2 separate regions of the Homo sapiens genome follow, and region 2 is linked to region 1. Evidence: read pairs that join two places in POLR2A ChIA-PET (ENCODE). Cell type or tissue: Panc1. All regions are shown on one strand. Each heading gives the region's core, and the rest is flanking DNA. Links, peaks and the distances in the headings are about the cores only.

The links. Peaks named below come from ENCODE experiments on the same cell type or tissue, not always from the same donor. Only the 100,000 strongest peaks of a DNase experiment are listed, where the experiment ranks them.
Region 2: POLR2A ChIA-PET joins it to region 1 with 14 read pairs; 2 of 35 experiments call an interaction of 5 or more read pairs at or near these places.

Annotation. Positions count from the first base shown.
Region 1 is chr22:40,367,126-40,375,125 of GRCh38, reverse strand. It overlaps ADSL (adenylosuccinate lyase), which reads right to left. Exons shown (of 13, transcript NM_000026.4): 13 at 5,759-8,000. It overlaps SGSM3 (small G protein signaling modulator 3), which reads right to left and starts at 4,532. Exons shown (of 22, transcript NM_015705.6): 1 at 4,438-4,532. RefSeq lists silencers at 4,147-4,316, 4,377-4,486 and an enhancer at 4,637-4,846. In Panc1, for the core only: no CTCF peak of the experiment used is centred there; a DNase peak (open chromatin) is centred at 4,636; H3K4me3 peaks cover 1,564 bases; H3K27ac peaks cover 1,508 bases.
Region 2 is chr22:41,116,746-41,133,390 of GRCh38, reverse strand. EP300 (EP300 lysine acetyltransferase) reads right to left here. Exons shown (of 31, transcript NM_001429.4): 2 at 15,570-16,204; 3 at 7,351-7,527; 4 at 5,643-5,904; 5 at 3,388-3,501; 6 at 1,758-2,003. Among named protein-coding and RNA genes, the nearest start is that of EP300, 32 kb to the right of the region's middle. In Panc1, for the core only: no CTCF peak of the experiment used is centred there; no DNase peak of the experiment used is centred there.

The sequences.
Region 1 (8,000 bases), core at 1-8,000:
TATTAGAAGAGACAGTTAATAGTTAACTGTGCCTACTGAAAAGAGGTGAATGTATCTCTCCTCATGTATAAATGGTGAGCATAAATTAGTAAGCCTAAATTTTCAAAAAGGGGAGGTGATTATATATGTAGCATTCAAACAATGGTGCTGTCAAAATCAGTTCATAAGCCACACTGAAAATCTAGCCTTGTTATTTCAGTCATATGCTACTACTGATAGTACTGGTACAATGTGTTTGTTTGAGGCAAGGTCTCATTCTCTTCCCCAGGCTGGAGTGCAGTGGTACAAACATGGCTGGCTGCAACTTCGACCTCCTGAGCTGAGCCCAAGCAATCCTCCTGCCTCAGCCTCCCGAGTAGCTGGGACCACAGGCGCACATCACCATGACTGGCAATTTTATGTTTTTGGTCGAGATGGCATTTCGCCATGTTGCCCAGACCAGTCTTGAACTCCTGGGCTCAAGCAATCCTCTACCTTGGCCTCCCAAAGTGCTGGGATTACAGGCGTGAGCCGCCGTACTGGGCCCCATTCAACAGATATTTATTGCTCACCTACCACTGTTCTAGGAGATGGGGGTGAGGTGGTGAACAACACAAAGCCCCTACTTTCATAGAGCTTACATTGCAGGCAAGTATTACAAAGAAGAAATTGTAGCTCAGTTACCAGATCTGTCAGACTCTAAAGCCTATACTGTATCTTTCAACCATGTCATCTCTCAGTGGATACAGCTTTTCCCTAAAAGTATATACCTAAGCACGCAGTCTTGACACTACAGTCTAGACCAATTTAAGCTTTCTCTCTGGTGGCAGTCCAGTGACATCTTCACAATAAAGTGTTCCTTCCCCAACTCTCAAACTATAAAAACCGCCCTATTGGCTGGGCACGGTGGCTCACACCTGTAATCCCAGCACTTTGGGAGGCCGAGGCAGGCGGATCACGAGGTCAGATCAAGACCATTCTGGCTAACACGGTGAAGCCCCGTCTCTACTAAAAAAAATACAAAAAATTAGCCGGGCATGGTGGCAGGCGCCTGTAGTCCCAGCTACTCAGGAGGCTGAGGCAGGAGAATGGCGTAAATAAACCCGGGAGGCAGAGCTTGCAGTGAGCCGAGATCACGCCACTGCACTCAAGCCTGGGCGACAGAGGGAGACTCCGTCTCAAAAATAAATAAATAAAATAAATAAAAATAAAAATAAATAAACCACCCTATCAGGCCAGGTGTGGTGGCTCACGCCTGTAATCCCAGCACTTTGGAAGGCCTAGGAGGGCGGATCACGAGGTCAAGAGATGGAGACCATCCTGGCCAACATGGTGAAACCTCGTCTCTACTAAAAATACAAAAATTAGCTGGGTGTGGTGGTGCACGCCTGCAGTCTCAGCTACTCGGGAGGCTGAGGCAGGAGAACTGCTTGAACTCGGGAGGCAGAGATTGCAGTGAGCCGAGATTGCCCCACTGCACTCTAGCCTGGTGACAGAGTGAGACTATGTCTCAAAAAAACAAAAACAAAAACAAAAAACACAACTGCCCTATCAGTGGGAAACATACATTGACATGTATAAACTACCCTCTCTCATTAATCTCTAAACTACCTGAGGGCAAGATCCATGTCTTAGCCGTCTTTATAAGTCTAGAAGATGATATACACAGTAGATATTCAATAAATCGTTGAGAGGAATTCATGAGAGTAGTTTCAACAGAGTTGAGGGTAGAAGTCAGACTGCAATGAATGAAGGAGTAAATGGAAGAGAAGAATGTAGAGTCTGCTTCTTAAGGACAAGTCTAGAAAGGAAAAGCAGGAGAAATGGTAGTAATTTGAAGGGAAATATGATCACAGGAAAGTTTCATATATTTTTAAGAATGAGAAAGACTTGAACACAGTTGTTGATAAGGTAGTACAGCACAGACAAAAGAGCAGAGTTTAGAGTCAGGTAGACTTAAATTCTGGCCCTGTCACTTACAGTGACCTGTGACAACTAGTGTCTGGTAAGCAGAAGGCATCCAATAAGTGGTTTCAATGATTATTACTACAGGTAGGAGTGGTGTTCTAACCCCTCCCACATATCTTGTGCTCCAGTCTAGATTCCCTAAGTCTGTGTATAATATGTGATGGCAAAGAAACAGGATCTTTTTTTCTTCTGTAACACTCATTGTGCTATTCCCATTTCCTTGTGACAGTCTGCATGAGCTCATGAATGGCTGCTGTGGAAAATTACTGACGTCACCAGCTGAATAACAGGCTATCTGGAGAGTAAGCAGATGAAACTGATGTTAAATTATCAAATGTACAAGATTTTGGGCTCCTGCCAAAACCTTCATTGAGAACTAAGAAGAGAAAAACTGAAAACACACAGAGCTTTTTTTAAGCTTCTGAGCCAGCAGGCTGTTCCTACATCCACTCCAGGCATAGAAAGATGGCTGTAAAATAAAAGAGATGATTATCTCCTCCCTTCCCTTCTCAATATTTCACCCTAATGTCGGGTTCATTTCTGTGAGGTTCTACCCGAGTTCACTTTTCTATCAACCTGACATGTTTCCAAATTCACGAGGTATGCGTTTTTATATTGAAGCAATTGTTTGTTTACAGCCTTTTAATGTTCTGGTCATGGGTTATGTTAACCTATTACCCATATCTGATCAATAGACACCTCACCCTCTCCCCTCCCAGACCACACACCTCCACGCTTAAAAAGGGACAGGGAGGGCCAGGCACGGTGGCTCACGCCTGTAATCCCAGCACTTTGGGAGGCCGAGGCGGGCAGATCACGAGGTCAGGAGATCGAGACCATCTGGCTAACACGGTGAAACCCCGTCTCTACTAAAAATACAAAAAATTATCCGGGTGTGGTGGCGGGCACCTATAGTCCCAGCTACTCGGGAGGCTGAGGCAGGAGAATGGCGTGAACCCGGGAGGCAGAGCTTGCAGTGAGCCGAGATCGCGCCACTGCACTCCAGCCTGGGCAACAGAGCGAGACTCCGTCTCAAAAAAAAAAAAAAAAAAAAAAGGGGGGGGGGACAGGGAGAAGAACTAAAGCTCAGGCTACTATGATAATTAGGGATGAAAAAGCTACATTCACTTAGGATTATCAAAAGCCAGGAAAGATATCTATAGAATTACAAATTAATCGGGCCTGGCGCAGTGGCTCACGCCTGTAATCCCAGCACTTTGGGAGGCCCGAGACGGGCGGATCACCTGTGGTCAGGAGTTCGAGACCAGCCTGGCCAACATGGCGAAAAACCCCGTCTCTATTAAAAATACACAAATTAGCCGGGCGTGGTGGCGGGCGCCTGTAATCCCAGCTACTCGGTAGGCTGAGGCAGGAGAATCACTTGAATCCGGGAGGCGGAGCTTGCAGTGAGCCGAGATCATGTCATTGCACTCCAGCCCGGGCAAGAGCGAAACTCCCGTCTTAAAAAAAAAATAGAAAAGAAAAGAAAAGAAGAATTACAAATTAATCACCAAGAACAGAAATAGTGTAAAAACAAAGATGTAATTCAACTGTTTAGAGTGCAGAGATAATTGGAACTAAAAGAGCAAGAAAAGCGGGAAACATATGTACCTATAAACCTAATCACAAACCTGTCACAAAAACTACGAGTAAACGAGTCGAAGTTGAAAATGAGTTTTTGTGAATCAGAGTCTGATTTGACTTGAATTTACTAAGAAAGAATAAGAAAGGTGTAGAACATTCCAGGACATCTCTATCCCACCGCAAAACAAAAAAGAGCCATCAACCCACCACAAACGTGCAGCGTGAGACTGGAAGATACACTAGTCACCCAGTCACTGAAAACAACCTTTGAAACATCTTTATTTTTCTTTCCAAATAAAAAAGAGCCTAGGTCAGTAAACTAAGTATGAGAATAATTTTCAAAATTCCAGTCCTAACCACACCGGATGATTCTGGCTAACGTATGCCTCAGTTTCCCCCGTGCTAAAATGCAAACACACCGGTGTTCCGAGTCTCGGGCCTGGATCCGAGCCCGGGTTCTGCACCTGGATCTGAATCTTAAAGGGAAAACCGCAAGTTAAACCTGAGGAGGAGTCTGCAGCTGTCCCGGTGCCAGAGCCAGCCAGGCTCTTTTTAGAAAGCCCCCCGCCTCAGGCGCGGTTTTCGTAAAACCGCTCCCGGCTGCCAGCGCGGTGGATTCCGGCTGGCGCCCCGAACACCTGAGGTGGCCTCGGCCGTCTAGGGGCGGCCGCACCGGAGGACGCAGCCGACCTCCCCGCCCCGCCGCGTCCCCGGCCCCCATTCCAACGGCGACGCGAGCAAGGTCGGCCCGGCGGCTCTCCGGCCCGAGGCGGTGCTTCTCTCGTGGGCGCCTTCGGCCCATACGACCCTCGGTCGGACAGTCCGACCACAGCCGCCCCGCAGCCCCCGCCTGAGGGGAACTTGTAGGCGCCGGTGGGTCTCCGCTGACTCCCGCCCCGCACTCACCTGCCCCACGGGCCACCTCAGCGCCAATCCGGGTCGGGTTAGCAGCTTCCCCACTCGCACCCAGTCAGCGCTCAGCGGCGCCTAAGCGCACGCGTGGCGGGGCGTGGCATGGGCGGCCGCGGGTCATGCTGGGGGCTGTAGTCGTTCCCGCCCACTAGGCGGGGCGCGTCCAGGGGCTTTGCGCCCCCATCCCAAGGCCAGCATGCATAGCGATGATTTCTTCGTCTGCACCGCAGCCTGAGAAGCTTGGGACAGTATGGTGTGGACCAGCAGTCAGGGTGGTGGGAGATAGACGCTGCAAATAACTTGCTAATTTTTTTTTTTTTTTTTTTTTGAGATGGAGTCTCGCTCTGTCACCCAGGCTGAAGTGCAGTGGCGTGATCTCGGCTCACTGCAACCTCCACCTCCCAGGTTCAATCAGTTCTCTGCCTCAGCCTCCCGAGTAGCTGGGATTACAGGCGCCCGCCACCACGCCCAGCTAATTTTTTTGTATTTTTAGTACAGTATTTTTAGTAGAGACGGGGTTTCACCATGTTGGCCAGGCTGGTCTCGAACTCCTGACCTCAGATGATCTGCCCGCTTCAGCCTCCCAAAGTGCTGGGATTACAGGCGTGAGCCACCGCGCCAGGCCGGAAAACGAAATTTTCTGAGTACCTTCTGTGTCAGATTCTATGCTGTGCAATTCCCATCTCACCAACCCTCACATCCACCTAGGCTTCATATCACCTTTCTAGGGACTCCTAACCCTCGTGCTTCCACTAAAGCTGTGTTTACAAACATCAGGCTCTCCTGGTTCTTAAATGAAACTGAGCATCAGCCAGGGAAAGAGGGCATTAAGTGTCCAGGTGTCTGACTTCAGCTGAGCAGACATTTCATCAGTTGCCCCAAGTTCTGCCCAGAACCTGACATCTGGGTAGTTCTGATGCTGGAGTCCGTGTGAATTTAAACCAATCTTAAAGAAAATACAACAGCCTGGGTTAACAGAGTGAGACCCTGTCTCTACAAAAAACAACAAAAAATGAACCACGTGTGGTTGTGTGTGCCATAGTCCCAGCTACTCAAGAGGCTGAGGTGAGAGGATCGCTTGAGCCCAGGAAATCAAGGCTGCAGTGAACTGTGGTCATGCCACTGCACTCCAGCTTGGGCGACAGAGCAAGATCTTGTCTATATATATATATAAAAGATAGATATATGAATGTATATTATATATAATATATATGAATGTATATTATATATAATATATATGAATGTATATTTTATATATATACATAAATGTACATTTAATATATATATGTTTTCCAGTGAACACGCAGACCACCCATCAAATTAAAATGTTACATGGGAAAATCAGATTACAAAGTTGCATACAAGTATGTAAATACAAAAATAAAGGAGAATGGAAAAGGAAAGAAGACAAGAGATGCACCAACAAATCCACCCATTCAAATAGTCCAGGAAGAAACCAGGTCAAATCGCCAATCACTGGAGATCATTAGTCTAACAGAATTGTTAGGACAGGAACAAGACTGTTATTTCCTTATTTTCTATGAGGAAATGTATTAACTAAAATCCATGGTATCCTATATCCCCAGTATCTGTTATGTAATATAAATTCTCACATTACAGATAAACTGATAGTAGTTGCTGCCTCCAAGTTGCCCATAGCAGAGAAGGAAGTAGACAGAATATCTGGTCAGAGTCCCATGACTTAATTTCCTTGTGTCAGACTTAGTATCCTTTCAAGATTTTTTCTGTTTTGTTTTTTCAGATGGAGTCTCGCTCCGTTGCCCAGGCTGGAGTACAGTGGCATGATCTTGGCTCACTGCAACTTCTGCCTCCCAGGTTCAAGCAATTCTCCTGTCTCAGCCTCCCAAGTAGCTGGGACTATAGGCGCCTGCCACCACGCCCGGTTGATTGTATTTTTAGTAGAGACGGAGTTTCACCTTGTCGGTCAAGCTGGTCTCGAACTCCTGACCTCAGGTGATCCACCTGCCTCGGCCTCCCAAAGTGTTGGGATTACAGGCGTGAGCCACCACCGCACCCGGCCCTTTTCAAGATTTTTTAGAGATGAACAGAGTAACTCTTTCTGGAAGTTGAGCAAATGGCTCTATGCTATCCCTGCTTGCTTGCTATACTAGCCTATGTTCAGAATTTGGTTTTCAGAATTGTCTTCTATTGTTTTTCCAAAAGGATAAGCTCTTCTCTTAGGTTGGCTTTAAGTGACAAGGGCTCGCTGTCACCCAGCCTGGACTAAACTCTTGGGCTCAAGTGACCCTATCGCCTCAGCTTCCCAAGTAGCTGGGACTGTAAATGCGCATCATCGCAACCTGATTTCCTGGCTACTTTTAAATAAAACTGGAACCGATTCAGCCTCCTCTCCCTCACAACATTCCTAACGAGGCAGTCTTCCAGCTTCTGCCTGACCTGGGGGATTGAGTGTAGGTTGCTAATCTCAGTGGTTCCAATGTCTGGCCCCAAGCCAGTCTCAGTAATGGGTATTGAGCTCAGTGTGTCTCTTGGGGCAACACACAATCAAGTCACTCTTCCTGCACCTGGCAATATTTGAAGTGCCGAGGAGTTTTCTTCTGTATAGGATAAAGAGCCCTAACATTCCTCCACCACAAGATCTTTTTGGAGGTTGGCTCTCCAGTTCATCTCTATTCCTCAGACTGGGTATCCAAAATTGAATGTAATGCCAAGAGTGCGGAGCAGTAAGCCTCTGGTGGCTTTTTGGGCACTGGACAACCATTAACACCTCCTAAAACAGTCTTCTCTCAGTTCTGGTGCATACTGAGTTTAAGATTAACTTATTTACATTGATCTTTATTAACTTTTTCCTCTAGTTTAGGACACATCATTTCAGCCGATTTAGGTTAGAGATGAAAACTTATTTTACCAAATAAACATACTTGTTAATTCTCCCAGTTTTGTGTCATCTGCAAATCTGATAAACAAAAGCTTTCATTTTCATCTATGCCGAAAAATATGTAGGATGAGAATGGGCTAAATAACACTAGTGCTCTCCTGGCAGGTAGGTAATTAACTCAATCTTTGGCTACAGTTGCTTCAATCAGCTATAAATCCATGCAACAAGGAAGTCGGGCGCAGTGGCAGAAGCTGGAAGACTGCCTAGTTGCCAAGTATCTGATGTGCTCTTGCTATTGGAAATACAACAAGGAATGACACAGACAACGTTCTTGTCCAATGGCACTTGCTTACACTGTAAACAAGTAAAAAAAGAAAACAAGATTAGGCTGGGTGTGGTGGCTCATGTCTATAATCCCAGAACTTTGGGAGGCTGAGATGGGCGGATCACTTGAGGTCAGGAGTTCAAGACCAGCCCGCCCAACATGGCAAAACTCCATCCCGTCTAAAAATACAAAAATTAGCCAGGCATGGCGGCAGGCGCCTGTAATCCCAGCTACTTGGGAGGCTGAGGCTGGAGAATCGCTTGAACCTGAGAGGCGGAGGTTGCAGTGAGCCAAGATTGTGCTACTGCACTCTAGTCTGGGTGACAGAGCAAGCCTCAACAACAAAATCCATGCAACAAGGAATAAAGACTG
Region 2 (16,645 bases), core at 5,204-13,203, 750 kb before region 1:
TCACCTGAGGTCAGGAGTTCAAGACCAGCCTGGCCAACATGGCAAAACTTCGTTCCAAAAAAAAAATTAGCTGGGTGTGGTGGCAGGTGCCTCTAATCCCAGCTATTTGGGAGGCTGAGGCAGGAAGAACTGCTTGAACCCAGGAGGCGGAAGTTGCAGTGAGCCAAGATCGTGCCACTGTACTCCAGCCTCGGTGACACAGCGAGACTCTGTTTCCGGGGTGGGGGTGGGGGGGGGGATAATCTTAGGCCAGGTGCGGTGGCTCATGCCTGTAATCCCAGCACTCTGGGAGGCCAAGGCAGGAGGATTGCTTAAGACCAGGAGTTCAAGACCAACCTGGACAAGACCTGGTCTCTACAATGCTGGATGTCTAACTACTCAAACAAAATAGCTTAGATATTTGAACTGCTTGACAGCAGAGGGATAGACACAGAAAAAAGCTGTTTGATTTTATCATATGCAATTAGAGAAACATACATATCCCAAAATTAAGATATTAGAACAATTCTTCCAATGTTATCATATGCAATCAGAGAAACATATATATCCCCAAATTAGGATACTGGAACACTTCTCCCTCTTCCCTCTCAGTCATAAAACAGGAAGTGAGGCAAACAAGTCACAAAAAAACTATTTGAAAAGGCACACTATTCCTCCTGCCAGACATGAGGAAATCATTACCAACTACACTCATTTCTATATGTTTCAGCCCAAAATGCCTCAAGTCAAAACACAATTTCTGTTGTATAGTTTAAAGCAGCAGAATAATTGGAGATCTCAATGTCCATCTGTAAGAGATTGTTGGGCCGGGTGCAGTAGCTCACGCCTGTAATCCCAGCATTTTGGGAGGCCCAGGTGGGTGGATCACGAGGTCAAGAGATTGAGATCATCATGGCCAACATGGTGAAAACCCCACCTCTACTAAAAATACAAAAATTAGCTGGGCATGGTGGCACGCGCCTGTAGTCCCAGCTACTCAGGAGGCTAAGGCAGGAGATTCGCTTGAACCCGGGAGGCAGAGGTTGCAGTGAGCCGAGATCGTGCCACTGCATTCCAGCCTGACAACAGAGCGAGACTCCATCTCAAAAAAAAAAAAAAAAAAAAGAATGAAAGAATGACATACTATACAACCATTTAAAATGATACATGGAATACTGACTATGAAAGATGTCTACATAGTATTTTTTTTTTTTTTGAGATGGAGTCTTGCTCTGTCACCCAGGCTGGAGTGCAATGGCTCAATCTCAGCTCACTGCAACCTCTGCCTCCCAGGTTCAAGCCATTCTCCTGTCTCAGCCTCTCGTGTAGCTAGGATTACAGGCACGCACCACCACACCCTACTAATTTTTGTATTTTTAGTAGAGACGGGGTTTCACTATGTTGGTCAGGCTGGTCTCAAACTCCTGACCTTGTGATCCACCCACCTTGGCCTCCCAATGTGCTGGGATTACAGGTGTTAGCCACCATGCCCGGCCCGTCTACACAGTATTAATCAAAGTTTGTTGTGGAATAACATATGGGATCTCATTTCTGCAAATCTGAACTCATATAATGCAAAAAAGGATCAAGGAAGATACAAACCAGTGGCAGTTACCTCTCGTAGATGAACTGTAAGGGACCTTTTACACTGTAATCTTTAAAAAATTACTTAAAAAATCATGTAGCAGAAAAAATAAAAAGGAGCTAACAACACTGTGTTTATAGATGTCATTTACTGACACAACCAATACCATGTTATTAGGATGACACAAACTTACTCATGTTGCTCATGGGCCGCATGCCTTGGGGAGACTGCCCAGGCTGCTGATTCTGCTGGTTCTTTGCTTGCACCTGGGGTTGTGTCGGCATCTGATTTACTTGATAGGGTAGTCCAAGAGCTGCATAGGCTCTTTCTATGGAGCTGGGATCAATCTGACTAACAGTGCTTAGGTTGGGGGCAGACTGTTGACCCACCCCTAGAGAGCTAGGATTTCCAAGTCCAACGGGTGCTCCAGTCAAAATTGCTAGAGAAGACAAAAGATATAGTATTACAAATTAATGCTGGTGAGAAAAAAAAGACTAACATGTCTAATAAAAAACCCCACAAAATTATTGTTACGTGATTATGAAACATCTGAGTATGTGGATCTTGTCTTCCATTATTTCCTGGAAGAAATTTCTAGATGCAGAACTGATTGGTAAAGGGGACCACTGGTATAAAAGGCTTTTGATTCTGAATGCCCAATAGCCTTCCCAAAGGGCTTTATTAATGTTCCGACCAACACTGTATGAATGCTTTGGAGCCATTCAACTGCCAACACCCGGCAGCATCATTTCTGCCTACACTACAGGAGAGAAACGATACCTTATTTCTCTTCTTAATAGTGAATTATATTGGGAGTTCCCCTCTCTCCTCCCGTCTCTGGTGAATTGTCTATTTTCTATTCCCAATTCTTGTTATAAAATTTAATTCCATTTTCAAATGCTGTACAATACTTCCCAAATTTGTCCTTTAACCCTAAAAGCTTAAATTTTTGTTGCTATAGAGATGTGGTAGTTACAATTTTAAAGTGTTAATCTCGTCTTTTCTCTTAAAAAAAAAAAGCTCTTCTATATCCCAATATTATAAAAATAATCTCATATTTTTTCTTTTTAAAATAATTTCCAAGTACCTGGAACGTTTAGATCACAAGTATAGTATAAAAGAATAACTTGCCCAATGCCAAAGCAACGGTCTTTAAATTTTCATAGGTTCAAAGCAGAACATAAATTTACCTATTGCTGTTTGTATAAATAATAAGTATTGAGAGTTCCTGGATCTTATTTTGGATGTTAAGCAGTGTTCAGTTGTTTTTTTTGTTTTGTTTTGTTTTGTTTTTTTTAAAGACAGGGTATCCTTGTGTCACCCAGGCTGGACTGCTGTGCCACAATCATAGCTCACTACAGCCTCCACCTCCTGGATTCAAGCAATCCTCTCATCTCAGCCAGGCACACCACACACAACTAATTTTTAAAGTTTTTGGAAGATACAAGGTCTTGCTAAGTTGCCTAGGCTGGTCTTGAACTCCTGGGAATCCTCTTGCCTTGGCTTCCAAAACTGTTGGGATGACAGGCATGAGCCACTGCACTGTTTTTTCTTTCTTTTTTTTTTTTTTTTAATTGAGGCAGGTTCTCACTCCATCACTCAGGCTGGAGCGCAGTAACATGACCATAGCTCACTGCAGCCTCAAACTCCCTAAGCAGTTCAATTCTATGCACTAGGGAAGCAGAAAAATTAAAAGGGAAAAAAACATTTATTCAACATAGTACAACACCACAGGTCCCTCACATAATCAAGTAGTACTATAAATGGCACTGGTGAGACTTTAAAACTTTTCATATAAACCTTCAAAAGATTTCATCACTTACGCTGTTGATTTCTCTTATCACCAGCATTTTTGAGGGGGAGACACACAGGACAATCATGTCTTGTACAATTCTTCCAGTGTGAAATGATTTGTCGAGAAGATGCACAGTGTGCCACTAAAGAGAAGAAAACATATTTTTTCAAGAGCAGGTTAATGTTTTTACATTAATAATAGCTAACTTGTTGACCACTTAATAAGTAACATAAATGCATTAACTTATTTCATCTTCCTAACAGCCCTATAAGGTAGCTCCTATTAATACTCAGAATTCACAGTCAAGAAAGGCAAAAAGAATGGGTAAGCAATTTGCACAAAGTCACAGAGTACTCAAAGTGAGATTCAACCTCAAGCAGTCTGGCTTAAGAGCCCTCATTTTTCACCATGCTATACACAACCTACTTTATTCTAAGCAAATGTACTCTAAACCAATGTTATGACACACATGCCTATAAGAACACTTTTTAATGACTTCATACAAATTGTATTAGATCGGGTAAAAATGACTGCAGTAAATTGTATTAAATTGAACACTTGCCTACATGACAGTTAGCAAACCCTCAATAACATTTAAAGTATGCTATGCTAGGGCAAATAAAAATCAAAGTCTATGAGGATCACCACATGGGAAGACCTTTAAAATTTATTCTCTTCTCACATCCTTAGATACTTGCTCACAAAAACGATAGTGTGTTTTGGCCGGGCGCGGTGGCTCACGCCTGTAATTCCAGCACTTTGGGAGGCCGAGGCGGGCGGATCACGAGGTCAGGAGATAGAGACCATCCTGGCTAACACAGTGAAACCCCGTCTCTACCAAAAATACAAAAAAAATTAGCCGCCATGGTGGCGGGCGCCTGTAGTCCCATCTACTCGGGAGGCTGAGGCAGGAGAATGGCATGAACCCAGGAGGCGGAGCTTGCGGTGAGCTGAGATCACACCACTGCACTCCAGCCTGGGCGACAGAGCGAGACTCCATCTCAAAAAAAAAACTGTGTTTTTATCATTTCCTAAAATAACGTCACTATCAGTAAAGGAGTCTCAAAATTGATTTTGTTTATGGCAGCTTTATTCGTAATTGCCACAGAATGGACGCAGCCAAGACGACCTTTACCGAGTGAGTTAACTGTGATGATGCATTTAGACAATGGAATTTTCTAAATGCTTTGGGGTATAAATATTTTTTAAATTGCACATATTGGCCAAGCGTGGTGGCTCACGCCTGTAATCCTAACACTTTGGGAGGCCAAGGCGGGTGGACCACAAGGTCAGGAGATTGAGACGATCCTGGCCAACACGGTAAAACCCCGTCTCCACTAAAAATACAAAAAATTAGCCGGGCATGGTGGTAGGCGCCTGCCTGTAGTCCCAGTTACTTGGGAGGCTGAGGCGGGAGAATGGCATGAACCTGGAAGGTGGAGTTTGCAGTGAGCCGAGATTGTGCCACCACACTCCAGCCTGGGAAACAGAGCGAGACTCTGTCTCAAAAAACAAATAAATAAAATAAAATAATTTTAAAAAATTACACATATGTACACTGTTTTTTTTTTGAAACAGGGTTTGGTTCTATCGTCCAGGCTGGAGTGCAGTGGTATGATGTCGAATCACACCAACCCCTGCCCTCTTGGGCTCAAGCCATCCTCCCACCTCAATCTCCCAAGTAGCTGGGACTACAGGAACACACCCAGACATCTGGCTGATTTTCTTTAGTATTTTTTTGTAGAGACGAGGTTTCACCATATTGCCCAGGCTGGTCTTGAACTCCTGACCTCAAGTGATCTGCCCACCTCAGTCTCCCAAAGTGCTGGGATGACAGGCATGAGCCACTGCGCCCAACCTTTTTTAAAGACATGGTCTCACATTGTCACCCAGGCTGGAGTACAGTGGCGCAATCATAGCCCCCTGCAGCCTTGACTTCCTGGGCTCAAGCAATCCTCCTTCCTCAGCCTTCTTAGTCCCTCAGCTAGGACTACAGGTGCATCATCATGCCCGGCGAGGTCTTGCTATGTTGTCCAGGCTGGTCTCAAACTCCTGGCCTCAAGCAATCCTCCCCATTTGGCCTACCAAAGTGCTGGGATTGTAAGTGTGAGACACCACACCTGGTCTAATGTATACATTTTGGTGACTTTGTACATACAGACACCATCACCACAATTAAGGTATTAAACATATCCATCACCACAAAATAGACTTGATCACATTTTCCTTCTTCTCCCTGGCTGTAAAAATTGCTAAGTACAGTAACCCTGTGGGTCCACTTACCTTGGCAAGACTTGCCTGACTGGCAGTGTGTCATGTGGTTTAGGACATTCTTCATTGTGCGACAGTGGGGAAGGTTGCACTGCCTCACTTCCCCATTGGCCTGTTCCCGGCGCTGGCACTTGTGAGCATGCAAAAGGAGAACAAGCTGCTGCTGGATGAGCTTGCGCTTCTCTGGATCAGCTGTATGTGCTCCAGAACCCATCCCTTGGGCAACTGGAGTCACCAGGCCTGGCTGCTGGACCTGCGGGGCTGGCTGTTGACCCTGAGAGATATAACAATATATTTAATGGTAGGAGTCATAATGTGCTATTTCTTAATAAATAGAGATGTGGATATTTTCAATGAAAACCTTTATGGTTAGTCTACTATAAGCCAGACTCCATTTTTTGACACAGGGAATGCATAAACCATGGCTCCTACCTTTAAGAAGCTCAATTTAATAAGAAAAAAAATGACATTACGAAGTGATATAAGTATGTATAATACACAGAGAGCAAAAGCAGAGAGAAGGACATGGTAAACTCCAGCGGGAGAGGGAAGGGTGAGAGGGTGTCTGTAGTTAAAAGCACACCCAAATTAGGTTTTAAAGAGCAATGAAGAACTCCTCAAGAGACTCAGCAGAGGGGTCTTTCGGGTTGGTGAAAAACTAGTTTTTCTAAACTCTGGGATAAATTTAGTTTTTTAAATTAAAAAGTGAAGATTTCAGGCCGGGCGCGGTGGCTCACGCCTGTAACCCTAGCACGTTGGGAGGCCGAGGCAGGCGGATCACCTGAGGTCGGGAGTTCGAGATCAGCCTGACCAACATGGAGAAACCCTGTCTCTACTAAAAATACAAAGTTAGCCGGGCATGATGGCACATGCCTGTAATCCCAGCTACTCAGAAGGCTGAGGCAGGAGAGTTGCTTGAAACCAGGAGGGAGAAGTTGCAGTGAGCCGAGATCGTACCACTGCACTCCAGCCTGGGCAACAAGAGCTAAACTCCGTCTCAAAAAAAAAAAAAAAAAAAAAAAAAAAAAAAAGTGAACATTTCTCGGGACAGAGATGACATGTTTCATTCATCTGTATAACTCCAGTACTTGGCAGAGTATCTCAAATATAGGCAGTCCATAAACATAATGACACAAAGGACAAAACTAAAACATCTGAAAGAGGATTTTTTCAGACAATGTTTTTCCAAAGTTGAATGCAGACACATTTACTACTAGTAGTTTGACTGTACAAAAATAACACTAGAAGTTCCTGAAAATTTTATTTAACAAAAATTGCTGTTTAAAACAATACATTACTTTTGAGAGGGAATTTACTTGGGTGTAGTAGAATCAAATAATATTGGTAAATATGGTCACTGAGAGTTCGGATCCTTTGCCAGAGATTCCTTCCCCCAAAAGTGAAAGGTTCCGCTTTCGTATCGTATGGAAACGCTCACAAGACCAAGTTGCTGAATGGCAGGCCCCTAAAACTTCATTGTAGCAGTTCACTTACTCCTGTTTGGATCAACATGCTCACTGATCAATAACCACATGGAACAAAAAAAACAGAGAAATGGAAAGGAAGCACAAGCCTCCTCACAGGGATCATCAAGTACATATCAATTTAGGCTCCTAGTGGGTACAAATCCCAGCATATATAACAGAAGGGTGAAAGTTTAACACAATTCTTTTGTCAAAATGCCAGTTTGAAAACAAGTCTGTAATGGATTAGTACTCACCATGTTGGGCATTCCTCCACCAGGAACTGCCTTTTTGTCCATAGCAAATGGAGATAAGTTATTTGATAGTACAGTTTTTGTCTGAATCTGGAGACCAAGGCCACTGGCTCCAATCTGCTGTCCAGGATTCTGAGTATATGGTGAACCATAAGGATTGGGGTTGTTCATCATTCCCATCTAAGAGTAAGAAACAAAAGAAAACAAAATAAGCAATAAAATTTAAGACATTATTATTCCTTTTCTGATTTCACTTCCAAGTTCACAAAGACAGTTTCAAAGGAAATTCTCAGCTTCTATTAGAAAAGACACTACAGCTTGGGCAACGTGACAAAACCCCATCTCTACTAAAAAATACAAAAATCTGGACATGGTGGCGCAAGCCTATAGTCCCAGCTAATTGGAAGGCTAAAGTGGGATTATCAGTGAAGCCTGGGAGGTAGAGGTTGTAGGGAGCCATGATGGCAAAAAACCAAGTGGCCGGGCCTGGCGACTCATACCTGTAATCCCACCACTTTGCGAGGCCAAGGCAGGAGGGTTTCTTGAGGTCAGGAGTTTGACAACAGCCTGGGGAACATGGTGAAAACCCATCGGTACCAAAATACAAAAAAAAAACCCCAAAAAACAGCCGGGCGCAGTGGCTCACACCTGTAATCTCAGCACTTTGGGAGGCCGAAGCGGGAGGATCATGAGGTCAGGAGATAGAGACTATCCTGGCTAACATGGTGAAACCCCGTCTCTACTAAAAATACAAAAAATTAGCCGGGTGTGGTGGCGGGCGCCTGTAGTCCCAGCTAGTCGGGAGGCTGAGGCAGGAGAATGGAGTGAACCCGGGAGGCGGAGCTTGCAGTGAGCCGAGATCACGCCGCTGCACTCCAGCCTGGGCGACAGAGTGAGACTCCATCTCAAAAAAAAAAAAAAAAAAAAAAAAGGAAAGAAAAGCTGGATGTGGTGGCATGTGCCTGTGGTCCCAGCTACTCAGGAGGCTGAGGTAGGAGGATCACCTGAGCCTGGGAGGTTGAGGCTGCAAGTAAGCCATGATCAGGCCACTGCACTCCAGCCTCGGCAACAGAGTGAGACCCTGTCTCAAAAACAAACAAACAAAAAAAACCCACTATACAAAGTATGCTAACAACAATACATTTTCAAGATTAAGATCAAAATTAAGATTTAGGGGCCTTGGGTATGGTAAATGTACAGAGTTATTTTCATAAATATTTGAAATAAAGATGTTTTAGAAATACTTTTAATCATCTTCATTTAATTCTGTTAAACAAGGTTTGCCATTCATTTCCATTACGTCACACATGATGCTACATGGCGAATTCAACTTAATAAGCCATCTAACCCCTTTGTCATGTTCAAGCATTTGAATGTTTTCTTCTTCTTCTTTTTTTTGACTATTAAAAAATAGAGACAGGGTCTTGCCATGTTGCCCAGGCTGGTCTCAAATTCCCGGGCTCTAGCAATCCTCCCACCACAGCTTCCCAAAGTGCTGCGATTATAGGCGTGAACCACCATGCTTGGCCTCATTTGAATAATTATTCCTGTATTTTGTTTGTATAAAAAGTAGAAAACTGATGGTTTGGGAATATGTCCTTTTTTGTGTAGGGACACTGATGACAGTGTTTTTTAAAACTTCTGATTCTGACTCCTTTACATAGAGCATGCGGAAGTCCAGACTCCACACTATTCCTTGCTGTTTTAAACCTAGCTGCTCTATTAAGTCACCTGCTAAGTCACCTGCTTGGCCCTTCAAGTCATTTGACTTTGCAACCCTTATGTACTTCTCTGTTTTTGAGACAAAGTCTCGCTCTGTCGCCCAGGCTGGGGCGCAGTGGTGCAATTTCGGCTCACTGCAACCTCTGCCTCCTGGGTTCAAGCGGTTATCCTGCCTCAGCCTGAGTAGCTGGGACTACAGGCGTGCGCCGCCATACTCAGCTAATTTTTTTACTTTCAGTCGAGACGGGGTTTCGCCATGTTGGCAAGGCTGGCCTTGAACTCCTGACCTCAAGTGATCTGCCCACCTCGGCCTCCCAAAGTGCTGGGATTACAGGCGTTAGCCACTGTGCCGGCTCCCTCTGTACTTTAAAAAGTAGTTTATGTTCTATATTTATGTTAAGTTCACCTGGAGCCATTATACTATAATAATAATTAATTGAAAAACAGCATTATTCTAAAGTCAAACGTTTTACTAATAATGAAAGTTATAAAAATGCATTTTCATTAATCTTTCAAATTATTTTAAAATAATTCAAAATGGGGTCAACTTTATATCCCAAACAAAGTTTGAAGCCACCGTCCTCTTCTGCCAAATTACACATAGGATCCCAACTACAAGTCATCATCACTACTAGAAACATTGAGCAAACACTCAGAATAACTCAAGATACTATAGCTACTGCCCAATTAAAGGATTCATACCAGATTTCTGTCTGCTAAGACCAATCAAAGGGTCCTTCAATTCTACCTCTAAAAGCACACATAGACACTAAAACCCTTCCCATGTATTCCTACCTACTGTGACTGTCTTAACTCAAACCTATCACAGTGCTTGTACAGACTGTGGACAACAGGTTTGCCTGTCTTCTGTTTTCACCTGCCTCTATAAAAGAAAAAAATCAACCCCACAGTACGTATACCAAAGCCTTTATGAAGTCTGACTACCTATCTATGGTATCTTATATATTTCCTGTACTGATTTCTTAAAGTCTGAAAGTATCACGCTCCTTGAGCCTCCAGCATTTGCCTCAAGCTTTTCCCTTTCCCTACAACTGAACAGTAGCACATTTTCTTTCCTATTTGACTCCTTAATGCCAACCTGGAAATAAACACCAAGTTCACAGAGAGGCATTTTCTGTTGGTTCCTTAGATAGTACAACCTAACTAAGAAACACCTGCAGATTCTACTCATCCTTGTAATTTCAAATGTTACTACCTCTGTGAAGCATCTGTTTTGGACAGGTACAAAGCTCTTAATAAAATTTTTCTTTTACTTTTTATATAAAAAGACAGGGTCTCACTCTGTTGCCTAGGTTGGAGTGCAGTTGCATTATCATAGCTCATTATAATTCCCAACCTCTGGGCTCAAGCAATTCTCCCATCTCAGCCTCCCAAGCAGATGGGACTACAAGCTTGCACCACCATGCCCAGCTAATTTTTGTTTTTATTTTTGTAGAGATGTTGCCCAGGAGTTGACTGAACTCCTAGCCTCAAGCAATCCTTCTGCCTAAGTGCTGGGATTACAGGCATCTCCCACCATGCCTGGCCTAAAATTCGTTCTTTAAATCATATGCAATATCTATACTCTGCAAATCTATGAATATGACATCTTTTTTGGTTCAGCAGTTTGCCTCTATTAAAAAAAACAAAAAAATGTAAATTAATCTTCTTTATACTATTACCAAAAAATGAAAAAAAAAAGTTAAAGAACATTTTCATTTTCCAGATGAAATTCAGAGACTAAGGTAAGTAATTTACAAGAATGATTTACAAGTAATTTACAAGTGGCAGTTTGATGGAAGCATAAAAGAATGAGGTGGCCTGAAATGAGAAGCATTCAGAGAAGATAATTTCTTGGTCGGGCACGGTGGCTCACGCCTGTAATCCCAGCACTTTGAGAGGTGGCGGTGGATGGATCACCTGAGGTCAGGAGTTTGAAACCAGCCTGGCCAACATGGTAAAACCCTGTCTCTACTAATAATACAAAAATTATCTGGGCGTGGTAGCACACACCTGCAATCCCACCTACTCGGGAGACTGAGGCAGGAGAATCACTTAAACCTGGGAGGCAGAGGTTGCAATGAGCCAAGATTGGGCCATTGCACTCCTGCCTGGGCGACAAGAACGAAACTCTGTCTCCAAAAAAAAAAAAAAAAAAAAAAAAGAAGAAGAAGAAAGAAAAAAACCTTCTTGATTCTATGTAAATATGGCCAAAAGATTGCAGGGGCAATAGAATGCAGAAACAGGTTTAAATCAAGTCCAGGCTACTTTTGGTAGTTACAAATCTGACTGCAAGTGCTGCTGCTACCTATGTTTTTTTTAAACTACTAGTATTTATCCTATGTGGCTCCAATAATATCCATACCTATACATGGGGGAGTTGTTTAACCTGTTTCTTATTAGCATGAAAATTCATGATAGATATAGTATGAAAGTCATTCTATCACAGAACCCGCATGACAAACAATAAAAGACTAAGACAATAAATTATGCCCTCAAGAGTCCTATTATCTGAATCAACAAAATGTTGGAATTTCTAAGCTGTGTTGTTGTCTCTTGTTAATAAATGTAATGTCTTTATCCAAATATTTCCCCAAACAATCTGGTCCTTCATGATTGCATGCCTTGCCTGCCTAGACCAACTGAATTTCAACCAATTCCTGACACTGCTTGTTCCCTTGATCACGATGCATTACCTGGAAACTCCAAGCTCCTCTATGGCAGACTATGGGTTTAAATACACAGACTACACTGATTGCTGATCAGCTGGCAGTAATTTCTTCCTGACACTTTTGGTCACTGTGACCAAAAAAGATTCTCTAGCTTTTGTTTTTCCATCTCCCACACAGATCTGCTGAGGAATTAGAAAATAAAATACCAACCAACCTCCAGATCACTGCCCCTTCTATCTCCTGAGCCCTGCTTCTTTACTCCCCACACTAAATGTAATAAGGAAGATTTTGTACTTAATTTCTGCTACACTATAGTTATTTGATCTTGTTTCTTTCTCCATAGCTAATATGCTCCAGATGTCCAATTACCCACCACCATACAAATAGCTACCTAAACTAAAAAGGAGAGGGTGAGGAAGCCACACAAAGTTCTAGGCAGCTACAAGAAATGCGTCCTGCAGACAACTATTCTTTCTTTTTTGAAAAAAAAGAAAAAAGAAAAAAGAAAAGTAGAGATGGGGTCTCATTATGTTGCCCAGGCACATCTCGAACTTCTGGCTTCAAGAGATCCTCCTGCCTCAGCCTCCCAAAGCGGTAGGAATACAGATGTGAACTACTGAGCCATGCCTATTTTTTCTTCTTGAAAAAAATGTGGCCAGGCTTAGTGGCCCCTGTCTGTAATCTGAGCACTTTGGAAGACCAAGGCAGGTGGATTGCTTGATGCCAAGACAACATAGTGAGACCCTGTCTCAACAAAAATAAAAATAACTGGCAGGGCATGACAGTCCTTGTAGTACTAGCTACTTAGGAGTCTGAGGTAGGAGGATCGCGTAAGCCTGGGAGATCAAGGCTGCAAGTGAGCTGTGATGGTGCCACTGTACTCCAGCCTGGGTGATAGGAAGAGATCCTGTCTCAAAAACAAAAGTAACTTAAAACATTCTGGCTTTGATTAGTTTATGCTGAATCTAAAGATTGGGGTAAAAGGCAGTATGATCCAAGTTTCTTCCTATAAATCACCATAGGTCAGACTTTTGGAAGACAGCTGTAGTAGTAATGTCACCACCTGCCTGCACCTCCTGAACCACAGATTCATCCATGACAAGAACGGTGTGCAAAAGCTGATGTCATTTGCCAACAGGGTTACAGTCATCAAATCTTACTGAAAACTTTCTTACACCTTAAATCCTAATTCTTAAATATCACAAGTCTTAGGAGTTTAAGAAATGTAATGAGTATAATTCGCTCTACAAGATAATTTTAGGACTTGGTACAGTGGAAGGGCAACTGCTGGCGTGGGTGTGCCACGACACAAGGATAATTTTTTGTTTTTGGTAGAGATGGGGGTCTCACTATGTTGCTGGGGCTGGTCTGGAATGATTCTAGGTGTGAACCGCTGCATCCAGCCTTAAGTGGTTATCTTATCCTAAACCTACATAACTTAAAACATTTGTTAAATTTATTAAACATTTAAAGCTCCCTCATTTGTCAAACACTGATATAAGTACTCTACAAAATATCAATATAGGTGGATTCATTTAAAATAAGAAAATAGGCCTAGGTGCGGTGGCAACACTTTGGGAGGCCGAGGTGGGCAGATCACTTGAGGTCAGGAGTTCACAACGAGCCTGGGCAACATGGTGAAACTCCTTCTCTACTAAAAATACAAAAATTAGCCAGGCTTGGTGGCGCATGCCTGTGGTCCCAGCTACTTGGAGCCTGAGGCAGGAGAACTGCCTGAACCCGGGAGGCAGAGGTTGCAGTGATCCAAGATCACGCCACTGCACTCCAGCATGGGCAACAGCAAGACTCGGTCTCAAAATAAAAATCAAATAAGGAAATAAAATATCGTTTAACAGAAGTTTAAAATTTGAATTCCTCCTTCTCATCAAAATACAAGCTCCACAAGGACAGGGATTTTTGTTTTGCTCACTTCTATATAAACCCAGTTTCTGAAAGAAATTAAGATTATAACCATAATAGTCCCACACCCCCAAGCAGATGTCAATGAGCCTTTCCTTATTTTTCTCCATAGCACTTACCTGGCATACTCTAAAATTTATATCTTATGTGCACAGTAGAAAGTAGGTTACATAAAATAAGTTCATTCACTACTTTAACCCTAAAGTATTTTGTCCACCAGTGAGGGTTTATTGTAAGTCATCCCTCCTCTCCGTAACAGAATATAAACATCGGTGGCAAGGACTTTCTCTCTTCATAGCTATGTTCCTAGATCCTAGAAGAGGTACTTAATAATTTACCTTGTTTTTGGTTCTCACTCCAAATATTCTAAGTAAACTACACTGACACGGCAATCTAAAAGTGTCAGAGGATGGGTGCAGTGGCTCACACCTGTAATCCTGGCACTTTGGGAGGCTGAGACAAGAGGATCACTTGAGCCCAAGAGGAGTTTGAGATTAGCCTGAGCAACATAGTGAGACCCCATCTCTTAAAAAAAAAAAAAAAAAAAAAAAAAATAATAATAAGCCAGGCATGGTGGTATGTGCCTTCAGTTCCAGCTACTCAGGAGGCTGAGGCGAGAAGACTGTTTAAGCCTGGTAGGTTGAGGCTGCAGTAAGCCATGATTAGGCCAGTGCACTCCAGCCTGGGTGACAGAGTAAGACCCTGTCTCAAAAAAAAAAAAAAAAGGTGGCGGGGGTGAGGGGCAGAAAGGGAGAATCTACAAAGGAATGCTAAAACAGAATCCTAACTTGTCAATATTCTCGCAGCAAAAAAAAATTTAAGGTTTTTGAATTCCTACATGTCACCTCAGTTCCCCCCAACACAAGTTTGTCCATCTGTCTTCAATTCACACTTGCATTCTCTGTCACCATCAAGGTTCTTTTTTTTTTTTTCCCCTTAAATAGAAGATGGGGTCAATGCTACCTGGTTGGTCTCTTAACTCCTGGGCTCAAGCGATCCTCTAGCCTTGGCCTCCCAAAGTGCTGGGATTACAGGCATGAGCCACTGCACCCAAGATTCTCAGGAACACAGAAGTCCTGATGTCTGCTCAAATTATTCCTGTTACAGAGAAAGCTTGCTCTTGACTCCTTGTGAAAATCGTACCTATCTCCAATTTCATCTTCGAAGTGAAGCCATCTCTCATTCAACAAAAACGAACTACATGCCAGGCACTGGCAACCATAGTGTGATCCCATTTTAAGAAAAACAGATAAAATATGTAAAGAAAAATATGAAGAAATAAGCACTAAAGTATGTGTGATTATGCCTTATTTATGTATACAGGATCCACATTTAAAAGTTTAAAATATTTTTAATATACTTAGCATTCTCTAGTTAATAAAGCTAACAGAAGTCTTTGGCCAAGTTCTGGTTCACTGAAACATCTACACTGTTGAGGTTTCACATGAACAAATGCACCTTAATTTCCATCAACCAATAAAGAAAAATAACAGTTAATACATTTCTCAGAATAAATGTATCTCTTGAAAACCAGGGACATTCAAAGCAATAGGAACAAATGGAGTATCCATCTGAAGACAGTGTAATGCCAGCCATCTCAAAACTGTAATTTTATAAGGAGGCTACAAGGCTAAACTGGACTTGGAAATGAGATAAAAACATTCCAATACTTGTGCCAGAGAGAACCAGCATTAGCCAGCAATCATTTGGAAGTATGAAGTTATAGAATACCAGCTGTAAAATAAACGTTTTACTTAAATACAGGCACTTCTTAAAACTTATGACAGCACAGTAAATTCCTGGCGTGTAATAGTGGAAACTGCTATACAATGTAAGGCAAACCCTCCATCCATCATGACAATACTCACATGCATGCCGATTGTGCACACAAACCAAAACTGTACTTACCTTAAGAGGCTGGGGGCCTCTCAATCCTGTTTGTCCTCCCATCTGGGGAGAGCCCTGCTGAAGAGGCTCAGTCAGTAAGTTGCCAGCACTTCCCATGCCTGGGTTTGGGTACTGCATATTCTGTCGCCCTCGGCCTGCTCCAATTGAACCGTTCATGACTTGATTAGGCATTATCCCTTGTCCATTGCCTGCAGCCAACATTCCAGGATTCATGCCCGCATTCATCCCTGTGTTCATTCCCATGGCAGGCTGATTTACTGGACTGTTCATCATACCTGTTGACTGCGTAGGACCCTGATTTGGTCCACTAGTGCCCATCCCCATGTTGGGAGAAGTCAAGCCTGCCTGTGTCATTGGGCTTTTGACCATGCTATTTATCAAACCTAATCCAGGACTGCTCTGTTGGGCCTGGCTGGCCATGACTTGACCTGGGCCACCAACTCCCATATTGAGGTTAGGGGAACTACCAGATCGCAGCAATTCTGACAGCTGTTTATGTTTAGAAGCTGCATCTTGTACCATGCCAAGACTTGTCTGAAGCTGATTAATATCACCACCATTGGTTAGTCCCAATTCTGTAGAGTTGATTAATTCATCTGGTAAGTCGTGCTCCAAGTCAAATAGAGAGCCAAAATCTAAAAGCAAAGGGAAAAGACAAAGGTCAAAGTATGACAAAACCAAAATAAAAAACTGCTCTATATTGTTCTCAATAAGCATTAAATGTCATTTCCCAACCTCACTCCATGTTTTTCTATTTATTTGAGACAGGGTCTTACTCTGTTGCACAGGCTGGAGTGCAGTGGTGCGCGATCTTGGCTTACTGTAACCTCTATCCACAGGTTCAAGTGATTCTACCATCTCAGCCTCCCAAGTAGCTGTGACTACAAGTGCGCACCACCACACCGAGCTAAATTTTGTATTTTTAGTAGAGGCGGAGCTTGCCATGTTGACCTGGCTGGTCTTACACTCCTGAGCTGAAGCTATCTGTCTGCATTGGCCTTCCAAAGTGCTGGGATTACAGGTGTGAGCCACCACACACAGCCCTATATATATACTATTTGTATGGTAGTTTTTTA